3 separate regions of the Homo sapiens genome follow, and all the other regions are linked to region 2. Evidence: chromatin contacts called from ENCODE Hi-C or POLR2A ChIA-PET data. All regions are on one chromosome and are shown on one strand. Each heading gives the region's core, a stretch centred on a gene start or an enhancer-like site at or near the end of the contact. The rest is flanking DNA. Distances are from core to core; before and after follow the strand shown. Region 1 overlaps SREBF2 (sterol regulatory element binding transcription factor 2). Region 2 holds the start of TCF20 (transcription factor 20). Region 3 holds the start of SERHL2 (serine hydrolase like 2).

Region 1 (3,461 bases), core at 826-3,325, 410 kb after region 2:
AAAAAAATATATATATATATACATATATATATATATTTTGATATTTTGTGTGTGTGTGTGTGTGTGTGTATATATATATATATATATATATATATATATATATATATGCTTGCAGAAGGATAGGAAAAATAAATCATAATTAAATGTAAATAGGCCAGGGGTGGTGGCTTATGCTTGTAATCCCAGCACTTTGGGAGGCCAAGGCAGGTGGATCACCTGAAGTCAGGAGTTCGAGACCAGCCTGACAAACATGGTGAAAACCCCTGTCTACTACAAAAATTAGCCAGGCATGGTGGTGGGTGCCTGTAATCCCAGCTACTCGGGAGGCTGAGGCAGGAGAATCGCTTGAACCCAGGAGGCAGAGGTTGCAGTAAGCCGAGATGACTGCGTCACTGTACTCCAGCCTAGGGAACAGAGCAAGACTCCGTCCCAAAAAATAAATAAATAAATAGATAGATAAATAAATAAATGTAAATAAATAAAGCTGCTGGGGCTTTCTAGTGTAGTCTCCATATGGGATAACTGGAGCTTTGCATTTCAATCTGGGCACCTTAAGTATTCAGTCAGTTAAACCTGCTGGGAAAAACAGCATCTCACCAGACTACATTCCTACATAGTGGTATTATTTACCAACATCTTGACACTAAGCTCTGTCCTCACTCAGCCTTGTGCGAGGGAGAAATGGGCAGATTGCTACAGATATTGCAGCTTGTACTAACCAATTCCAATTCCGTGACATGATTAAACTGAGAAATGTCCTCAAATTCAGTACATTTAAACAAAACATAATTTAGTGCTGACACACTCCAAGTACAAGATTATAAAATGCTTTAAGAAAATGACTAAGAGAAATCTAAGAATTTGTTGAACCTTTTAGAATTCCCCCAAAATCCCAACTCTGTAAGAAATCAATACAGAGGGCTGTAACACAGAGCCAGAAGAATATCACACACTGGCCGACAGTTTCCATCCATGGAAAGCTAAGGAGGGCAGAAGGCCAGGGTGGCCTCATAGATGCGCACAGGCTTTGGTGGTAGTCAGGCCTAGGTGTGAGTCTCTGGAGGCCCACCTAATCAGTGGTGTGAGCGTGGGCAAGATACTTCTCTTTAAGCCTTGGTTTCCTCACTACAAAAGGCTGCTTTGAAAATACACACTTGGCCTCTTTGCCCTGAGGATTAATAAGATAATTTATCCGAAGTGCTTGGTGAAGGGTAGACCCTTATGCAGGTCAATGTTGGCGGTACTTCCAGAGCACCCACTACACAGGCATGTGGGTGCACTGATCTCATTTTGTCAAGTACTCTTGAAACCCTTTTGTGGGAAAGATATGGGCTGGTGTGGTGAAGTAACCTACACAGGTCAGAAAGCTTAGTTCACGAAGCGTAAGAGTGTGTAGGCAGATGGAATGAGACTACTTAAATTAAAATAAAAAAGTCCCTTTCAACCCACACACAAAAAGCTCCAGTGGAGCCATCTCCAGTCAGCCGGGCAGCCGGGTACTGGGCTGAGTGGCACAGAGGGGCTGTTAAGATGAACATCTGCAGAAAGGAGTGATGGGAAGCTCCAGAAGGGCACGCAGAGCCTCTCCAGGACCCCATCTGGTCTGCGGTGCCAGGAAAGAGGAGGCCTGGAGAACCAGGGTGTAGTTGTGCTTTGTAACTGTGAGCTACACCCATGGGAATGTCCTAATGGCTCCTCACTGTTCCCTGCTCTGATCATTCACATTCTGTGATTACACAGGCTGTCATTTCCACAGAGAGCCATGAAACTCAGAAAAGGGAGGCCCGGGAGAAGGCGAGTTTTATGGAGCTTTGAAAATGAAGCTCCAGTTCCTACGGCAGGCCACAAAGCTCAGGGCCAGAGACAGGCCTCCCACGAGCTAGGCTGGCACGCTCAAGCTCATCTCACTCCCCTGCTCCTGTTTTTAGCTGCTTTGTAAACTTATAGCTAAGTTGCTTAACAAAGTAGGTGAGGCCCCAGGAAACTGTATCTGGGTTCTGGTCTCTAAAAGCAAATAACCAAAATTAGAGGTTCCTGTTATCATCCGTGCATTGCAAGCAGCCCCATGACTCACAAAGAGACCCTGAGTTCACATGAACTTTATGGAGCTTGTGGCTTGGAGGTAACATAAATATCACTTTGCTCAGCTCAGCCTTCAGCATCTACCTGAGAATGAGGTAACCTGAAATCTGGTTAAATTAATTCTGGTCAAGAATAAAGAATGTGAAGCCTCCAAATAGGGTTACAGTTTCTCCAAATTACAGATTCAGTCAATAATCCTTTAACAGGTATTTGTTACCCAGCCCTATTAGGGGCTGGGAAACCTAGTTTACAAAGGTCATTTATTCTTATATTTTGTATTTATTATGCACCTTGTGTTAGACAATGTTTTTAATAATTTTTTTTTTTTTTGAGACAAAGTCTCGCTCTGTTGCCCAGGCGTGCAGTGGTGCAATCTCGGCTCACTGCAACCTCCACCTCCTGGGTTCAAGTGATTCTTCTGCCTCAGCCTCCCAAGTAGCTGGGGCTACAGGCACACACCACCACGCCCTGCTAATTTTTGTATTTTTAGTAGAGACAGGGTTTCACCATGTTGGCCAGGCTGGTCTCGAACTCCTGACCTCAGATGATCCGCCTACCTCGGCCTCTCAAAGTGCTAGGATTACAGGTGTGAGCCACTGCGCCTGGCCCTGTTTTTAATAATTTGTTAAAATCATAAAAGTAATATATTCACTAAAGAAAAATTTAGAAAGCATATAAATGAAAAGAACAAAAATAAAAATCATCCAGCAGTTCCACTATTCTTGAGTCATCCATTGTCAATTTTTTTTTTTTTAAATGGAGTCTTACTCAGTTGCCCAGGCTAGAGTGCAGTGGCATGATCTTGGCTCACCACAACCTCCACATCCCAGGTTCAAGCAATTCTCCTGCCTCAGCCTCCCGGTGTAATCCCACTGAGTAGGTGGGATTACAGGTGCGTGCCACCATGCCCAGCTAATTTTTGTATTTTTAGTAGAGAGGGGGTTTCACCACAATGGACAGGCTCGTCTCGAACTGCTGACCTTGTGATCCACCTGCCTCGGCCTCCCAAAGTGCTGGGATTACAGGCGTGAGCCACAGCGCCCGGCCCATTGTCAATGTTTTAATGTGTGCCCTTCCAGATTTCTTCCTCTACAAGGCTTGCTTGCACACTTAAGCATGCACATGCATGCAAATTGTTTTACAAAAATGAGATCACACTGAACATGCTACTTTGCACCCTGTTCCCTTTGGTTAATAAATATGAAGAACATTCAGTGTCAACCATTACAGACGTAACATCATCCTTTTCAGAGTCCCACGGTATCATTCTGTGTGCCATTGTACTGTACCAGTGTATTAAAATTTGTTTAACTTAATGATGAAAAATTGCTTTAAATTTTTCAGCCTTATCTTTTTTTTTTATTTTTTTGAGACAGGGT
Region 2 (3,548 bases), core at 754-3,253:
ATTGGGGCAATGTTCTGGCAGGGTCTGAAAGGGCGGGGAGGGGGCTGCATGGTTATAAGAGGCAGGAGCTGACAGGCGCCTGGACTCCAGTTATCTGTCTGCATTCTTTATTCTTTCCCTTTTGAATGAGGCTCTGCGACAGATTGTCAGCATCCCCCGGGCCCTGCATCTGAGACGCAAGTGAGGTTATGAAGAAGGGAAAGAATGGAAGAATGATGGGGCAGGGGACTCTAAGGAAAAAGGATTCATCTTTCTTCATGAATTCTCTCAAGAAATTAAGGGTGCCCCCAACACCAGTCTTCAGGAGGCCCTGCATTCTCCTATTTTTGTCCAGAAAACATTGATTTGTGCTGAGTGCCTCTTCCAGCTTTCCCTTTACAGCCCTGATCCCAGGAGAAGCCAGGTACTGGTCTTTTAAAAGTCTTGAGGCCTGAGAATTTGAAAATGAAACTCAGAAGAACAATGGGAATAATCAGAGGGCAGGGCCCCGTGGCTTGTTCAGCTCTGCCCCGGAAGAGCCTGGCATGCAGGAGGTGTTGGGGAATCAAGTCCCCAGGAATAGTCCTGACCTGCTTTGGAGCCAGCCCCCACTTTGTGAGATTGGACAGAAGCCAGGAGAAATCACTGCCTTCCCCAAGTACATGCTCCTGCCAAGGGGCCCAGGACCACCTGGGGCTCTGCCTGGGACCCTGAGACCCTCCTTGGGTAGCCTGAGAAAAGGCAATGGCTAGGTGGGGTGAAAGGTCAAAAAGTAAAAGCAGGCCCCGGGAAGCTGTGTACCTCAAATATATGGAAATCTGGGTTCCAGACCACACCTGGTTCCTGACAATCCCCACCTGCTGCCGGAAGCACTTTTCCAATCCCAACTTTTAAGTTGGGTTGCTTCAGGAGAGGAAGCCACATACTCCCCTAACATCTAGGACAGATGGGAGCCTAATTTAGAATCGGCAATTTTAGCCAACATTAGGGACATCTAATCCAAACTCTCCTCACCCACAGGAAACTGAGGCCCAAAGTGGGAGGAGAATTTGGCCAGGTCAAAGGTCAGGGGCAGGATCACAAATTCTCAACGCATCCTACTCTTGCTGGCCTTGTCACTTTTGATGGCCGTGGGGGCACCAACATCTACATATTAGTTGCTCTACAATTGCGATTTTCTTTATAAAGAAGTCAAGCCCTTCCTTTGCTTTAGAAACATCAGGTTTGCAAAGGAAGGCTGGGAACAAGCTGAGGCCTTGGCACCGCAAATCCTCCGCCTTATCGGCAAATTAATTCGGGACCCTGGGCGCAGTCAGCCTGGCATTGCAGCTTCTTAATGCCGCAGCAGAAGGCAGCTGGAGCGTCCGTTTTACAGGTGAGGTAGGTGGGCCTCCCTCCTCGCGTTTTCCGCGGTGGAAACTGAGGCTCTGAGAGGACCCAAGTCGTTCCTCCACGGACACCTGGAACCCATGGGCGGGGGCTGCCAGGGACCCAGGCGGGACCAGCTAGGTCTTGGGCTGCCCCCGGCCCAGAGGGCTCTTGGCGGGCAGGAGCCGCCCCCACGCCCGACCCCACTAAACAGGTCACCGAGAGGAGACCGGGTCCTCGCCCGCGGACCTCCCGGGCCGCAAGAGGCGCGATTCTGGAGTTGGAGGCTCCAGGGAACTCCAGAAATCCCAGAGAGATTCCGGGCCACCAACTCCCCCAGAAAGTTGGCTCGCGTCCACCCCCAAGACGGCCCTGAGGCGCAGGCCAAGATGGCACTGGGCGGGTGGCGCGCGGCGCCCAGCGGCCGCAGAGGAGAACCCCGTGCGACCCTGCCGCGAGGTGGGGGTCTTCGCGATCCCTACCCGGCGCGCGCCAGCCTCGACGCCGCCGCACGCGGGTGGGCACGCGCGCGCCCGGCCCCGCCCCCAGCGCCCCGCCCCCGCCGCGCGCCCCGCCCCGCCGCGCGCCCTCCCGCCCGCCCGCGCGCCGCGGCCCGGAGCCTCCCCATTGGCCGCGCGCCGTCACCTGACGCTCTGTTATTTCCTGTGTGTTGGGAGAATGGAGAGAAAAAACCCCGAGCCCAGCCGCTTTCGGCCCCTGCGAGGCGGCCGCGGCCTCCGCCAGGGGAGCCCGCCCTGAGGCGCGCCTGACCGGGGAGCGAGCGCGCGGGCCGGAGCGAGCCTCGAGGGGCCGCGGCCCCGGCCCGCCCCGCCGCCGGCCCGGGCGCCCGAGCTGGAGGCGGCGGAGCCACCCCCACCCCCACCCCGCGCAGCGCCGCCCGCCGTCGCCACCGCTCCCTCCCCGCCCGCCCCCGGCGGAGGCCGAGGGACTGGGCGGGGGGCTCCTGCAGGTAACCGCCTCCCGGGCCTGAGGGGCAGGGAGAGGGTTGGGCCTGAAGGACTGGGGCCGGGCCGGGGTGTCCGGCCTCGGGGGCTGGGAGCAGAGGTCCCGGCCGGACCCAACCTGGGAGTGCGGAGCCTCCTGGACTCCGAGTCAGGGCTTGGGGTGCTGAGGGGAGTGTTGCTGCCCGGCCCGACCCAAGAGTGCGGGCAGGGGCCCGGGCCAGGCCTGGCATCAGAGGGCTAAGGTGTCTTGGGCCGGCCCGGGGTTCCGGCGGGGCTTGGGTGCCGGTGCTGGCCCGAGGGTGCGGAGGGAAGGTCTACCTGCTGGTCGCGCGAGGCCTTGGGTGCAAAGGCGGCGGGTGTGAGCGGGCGGCGTCCGGGAGTCAGCGCCGCCTGCTTCGGGGCCCCTGGCAGCCCCGGGGGCACCGGCCGCGCTCGCCTCTTGGCTACGGGCTGGAGGCGAGGCCAGCGGGGCTGGGCCGGGATGTGGGCGGGAGGGCGCCGCGCTGGGGCGCCCAGGAGAGCAGGGGCCCGTTTACTGCCATGTGAACACCTGAAGCCATGTGGACGCGGCTGCTTCTCGCCTGTTGGGGGCGGAGGGCAGGTACCGGCGGGTTGGGCGCAAGGTCCCGGCGCAGGACACACTTCCTGTGTGGGGCGGCCTCTCCTCCCGCGCCGCGGGGAACAGGGCGGGGTGTGCAAGCCGGGGTCTCTGGGCGAGGGAGCGCTCGTTTGGGGACCTGAGGCTTTCGTCCCTTTTTCGGGGGAAAGTGGTGGTTTGAAGGAGCGTGGCCAATCGGGCCGATCCCTCTCAGGCTACGGCGGGAGGTGCACTGTCCTCTGGACGCCGGAATGGGAGTGGAATTTAGTGAGTTGGGGGGCGGTGCCGAGGAGCGGCCGTCTTCCTCTGCTTGTGGGTGGGATTATTGTCTGTTTTTGTGGTTGCGGATACCAATACGGTCTGCTGGTCTGTATTCAATCCTTTAGTTTGACCTTAGGGGTCAGGTCAAAATTAGGATTTCCCCCTTTTCCTTTTTGCTTTTTTTTCCTCGAAGATTAGATGTCTCTGGTAACTGCTGTAAAATGGATGGAATTTTCGAGCTATTATCTAACAGGCTGATCTTTGAATGATAATTGGACCCTTATGTTAACAGCCTCAGTGAAGAGTGAAGAGTTTTATACAGCATCTTCCGTGGGGTGGCAGTTAGGTGGATGGGGAAGCTACACTGAATTCCGACC
Region 3 (3,555 bases), core at 1,056-3,555, 280 kb before region 2:
GAAACATGAACTCTACCAGGAGTCTCCACCGTTTACACCAACTTCCTGGTATAAGGACTGTCACTGTGACAGGAGGAGGCACTTTCTGTCCCAGGTACCTTCTCCTTCCTCCTTTGTGCTCCCCTCCCCACTCCACCCAAGGGAGCCCCAGTTGGCCAGACAAAGCCATCTACTCACCATTCCGCCCACGACGCCACCTGGGGGACAAAAGAGCTGTGGGTGACATTCCCTCACTCCCTCCCCAGCTGCATACCCTAAAGCTTCTTCCCACCAGTTGGGGGGGGGGGGCACCATATGGGTGGCTGGGGGCTCAGCATCTGGGCCATGATGTCCCCTTCATCAGACCTGACCACTCAAAAGACCACATTTCCCTCATCCCTGTGTCCCTTGCGGCAGTTGCCTGAGGTCAGAGGGTACAGTGGTCAACCTCTGACTGACCCTCTCATCTCTCTTTGCAGATCTCATAAGTGCAGGGGAAAGGGGTGGGGCAGCAGCTCCTATCCTTCCCTCCCAGCCCTACTCCGGGCCCGGTCAGCTCCTGGCCACTGTACTCACCGAAGCTGTGGCCCAGAATGGAGAATCGATTCCATTTCAAGGCTGGAAATGCAAGGAGCCAGAAGGTCCGGCTGGGCACAGGCTCAGCCCACGATCTTGCTTCTAGTCCCCAGGCTCAGGAAATCCCTTCCCAGCATCTGGGGTGTCCACCCAGGACACTAGCTTGGGGGACCCACTGGAGGAAGCGAACTCTTCAACTTTCCCAAGATCTCCCGTGAATTGCTGGCAGACCTGGGGCCAGAGCCCAGGCCCCACTCTCAGGCCAGCGCTGCTTCCTGGATCCTACCCCGCCTCCAGTGATAAGAGGGGGTGCCCTAGAGCACCCCCCACACCGCCGAAAATACACACTCTGTTTCTTACCTGCCACAACTCTTCGGATCTCACTCACAAAAGTCTGGAGGTAATATGGGACACCTGGGCTGTAATGGGACGAGAGCCCATGACCTCCGAAATCCATGGCAACGTAATAAAAGTCTGAAACAGAGAGAAGCGGGTTGGAGGGTAGGAAGAGGTGTCTATGCCAGCTGTCTCCCCGCCCTCCTCATTCCCCTGCAGACCTCCCCCCTCACCTTCCTGCCCACTTTCCCCCTGGCCTTCCCTTCAGCCCCAGCCTCACACCTTGCGGGAGAAGAGGGATGAGTCTGTCGAAGGAGCTGGCATTGTCCAGCCAGCCGTGCAGGCAGAGAACTGGAGGGCCCTGCAGGGAGCCCCAGGCTTTGGCTGCGATGTGGCCCCAGGGCACAGCCAGCTTCAGCTCTGAGATCAGACCTGAAAGACACAGCCGGGTCTTTCATTCCTTCATTCATTCACCCATGAAGCTGGTGCTCCCTGAGCCCCTTATCTCTGCCTGATGTGCTTGAGCCAGGGGCTCATGTCCAGAGGGACTCAGACCCTTAGCTGCCCCAGAAGGTTATGGGGAGAGAGTCAGACATGGGAGTGGAGACTCCCAGAGGAGGGACAGAGAAGTTAAGCCGGAAAAAGCTGTGACAGGCCTCAGAGCATGCACCCCATTTAAACTGGGGCAGAACCTTCTAGAATGTGCTGGGGCGGGGGCGCTGGTCAGGCCTGGACCCCATCACTTGCTGGCTGGGTAACCTTGGAGAAGTTACTAAAACGTCTTGAGCCTGTTTCCTTTCCTGTAAAACCGGAGTAAAGAAACAGCCCGTTTCCTAAGCCTTTCCCAAAGGCCAGAGGGGTGCCAAACCCTCATACACGCAGCAGGTGGGACCACTGTCACTCTCCCTCCACAGAGCAGGAAACTGAGGCACTGGGAGCTGCAGTACATGCCCAAGGTCACACTGGGCGACAAGGGCGGAGTGGAAATTTAGGGCAGGCGGTGGGACTCCAGGAACCCCCACCGCCCCCACATCTGGCAGCCTCCTCCGTCTCTGCAAGGCTGGAGACTTGCGCACCCCCGACACCCACGCGCACGCTCGGCTAACTCAGGGGCTCCTGGAACCCTGGGAGGCCACGTGCGGCCGTGTCCCGGGTCCCCCAACTCCTGGCCGGTCGCGCTCTCATGCCCCGGGACTGCCGAGGAAGGAGCTGCGACACCCAGGAGGGCGACGCGGTCGGCGAACCCTCCACTCCATCCCGCCCTCTTCTACTGTCCCAACCAGGTGGGTGGGCAGTGGGACGCTCGCACAAGGCCTCCCCGTCAGACCTGGTGCGGCGTTCTCACTCATCGCTCTCGTCCCGCGAATGCGCTGCTGTCACTCCCTCACGCCTGGCTAGGTCGCAGGAGCAGAGTGACGCCCGCAATTCCGGGCCCTATCTCCAAGCTGTCCTGCCCCGCCCTACCCCAGGCAGGCCCCGCAACTCCAGCAGTCCCCGCCCCCACTCAGAAGGCCCCGCCTTCCCACCGCCCTGCCCGAGCCCCGGCGGGCCCTGCTCCCACAGCCGCGGGCTCCACCCCAGGAAGGTCCACCCCCACCGCCAGGCCGCGCCCCCACCCGCCAGGCCCGGCCTTCCCGCCACACTGTCCGCGCCCACCGGCTTGGAACCCAGCAGGGCGCCAACCCCCGGGCAGTCCTGATGGCCGCCCCCACGTCCGCGCGGGACCAGACCCGGGGAGCAACCACAGCGAGTTGGGCCTCTGAATGCTCGCTGGCCCGCGCCGCAGGGCTGAAGGCTACCCTTTGTTTAGTGGCTTACTAGCCCCCTTGACGGACAGCCTGCGTCCACCGTGTCCCCACCGTGTCCTGGGATTCTCAGCAGAGCCTGGCACAAGCCAGTCTTAATAATTGTTGTACAGGCCGGGCGCGGTGGCTCACGCCTGTAATCCCAGCATTTTGGGAGGCCAAGGTGGGCGGATCACAAGGTCAGGAGATCGAGACCATCCTGGTTAACATGGTGAAACCCCGTCTCTACTAAAAATACGAAAAATTAGCCGGGCGAGGTGGTGGGCGCCTGTAGTCCCAGCTACTCTGGAGGCTGAGGCCGGAGAATGGCGTGAACCCGGGGGAGCGGAGCCAGCAGTGAGCCGAGATCGCACCACTGCACTCCAGCCTGGGCGACAGCGAGAGTCCGTCTCAAAAAAAAAAAAATTGTACAGGTGAACAAATGAATGTATAAATTGGGGACGTGGAGGAACCCTCCAGGTGAGGGATTATAAACAATATCTGCCTGGAAAGGATCGAAAACCCCAAGTTATGAAGAGGATGTTTGGGGTGAGCAGATTCATGCACTAAATCCTACAATGAAAGAGGGAAAGTGCACCCTTTGAGTCTGAAACAGTGGCAAGTCTAGGACAAATAAGAACAAGTACTGGTAGTGAATTCTCTTTTTTTTTTTTTTTTTTTTTTTTGAAACAGAGTCTCGCTTTGTAGCCCAGGCTGGAGTGCCGTAGCGCGATCTCGGCTCACTTAAACCTCCGCCTCCCGGATTCACGCCATTCTCCTGCCTCAGCCTCCCGAGTAGCTGGGACTACGGGCACCCACCACCACACCCGGCTAATTTTTCTTGTATTTTTTTTAGTAGAGACGGAGTTTCACCGTGTTA

What was found. Hi-C counts contacts between places; a loop is a spot of excess contacts on that map. ChIA-PET counts read pairs that join two places held with the same protein, here RNA polymerase II (POLR2A). Pooled maps may share reads with other maps.
Region 1: a loop to region 2 is called in a pooled map, with 2.1 times the contacts of the local background. The contact joins the enhancer-like site here to the promoter of TCF20 in region 2. A Hi-C loop is called at or near these places in 1 of 50 pooled maps. POLR2A ChIA-PET finds 5 or more read pairs at or near these places in 2 of 52 experiments (GM12878 and activated B cell).
Region 3: a map of ascending aorta shows a loop between it and region 2 (4-fold over the local background). The contact joins the promoter of SERHL2 here to the promoter of TCF20 in region 2. A Hi-C loop is called at or near these places in 2 of 168 maps with a recorded cell type or tissue (ascending aorta and chondrocyte) and 4 of 50 pooled maps. POLR2A ChIA-PET finds 5 or more read pairs at or near these places in 1 of 52 experiments (GM12878).

The regions. Positions count from the first base shown.
Region 1 is chr22:41,860,870-41,864,330 of GRCh38, reverse strand. All of the region lies in intron 1 of SREBF2 (sterol regulatory element binding transcription factor 2), which reads right to left. Among named protein-coding and RNA genes, the nearest start is that of SREBF2-AS1, 28 kb to the right of the region's middle. RefSeq lists an enhancer at 1,180-1,680. Within about 2 kb of position 2,075, at least 11 of the 41 ENCODE cell types and tissues checked have a DNase peak (open chromatin) inside an H3K27ac peak, as active enhancers do; they include GM12878, where a contact is called at or near this core.
Region 2 is chr22:42,269,108-42,272,655 of GRCh38, reverse strand. TCF20 (transcription factor 20) reads left to right here and starts at 2,003. Exons shown (of 6, transcript NM_001378418.1): 1 at 2,003-2,317. It also overlaps the pseudogene OGFRP1. RefSeq lists silencers at 1,910-2,069, 2,210-2,359, 2,420-2,479, 2,620-2,859 and an enhancer at 3,190-3,249.
Region 3 is chr22:42,552,706-42,556,260 of GRCh38, reverse strand. It overlaps SERHL2 (serine hydrolase like 2), which reads right to left and starts at 2,305. Exons shown (of 12, transcript NM_014509.5): 1 at 2,219-2,305; 2 at 1,174-1,323; 3 at 916-1,029; 4 at 556-597; 5 at 178-197. The coding sequence starts at 2,240. RefSeq lists a silencer at 2,363-2,762.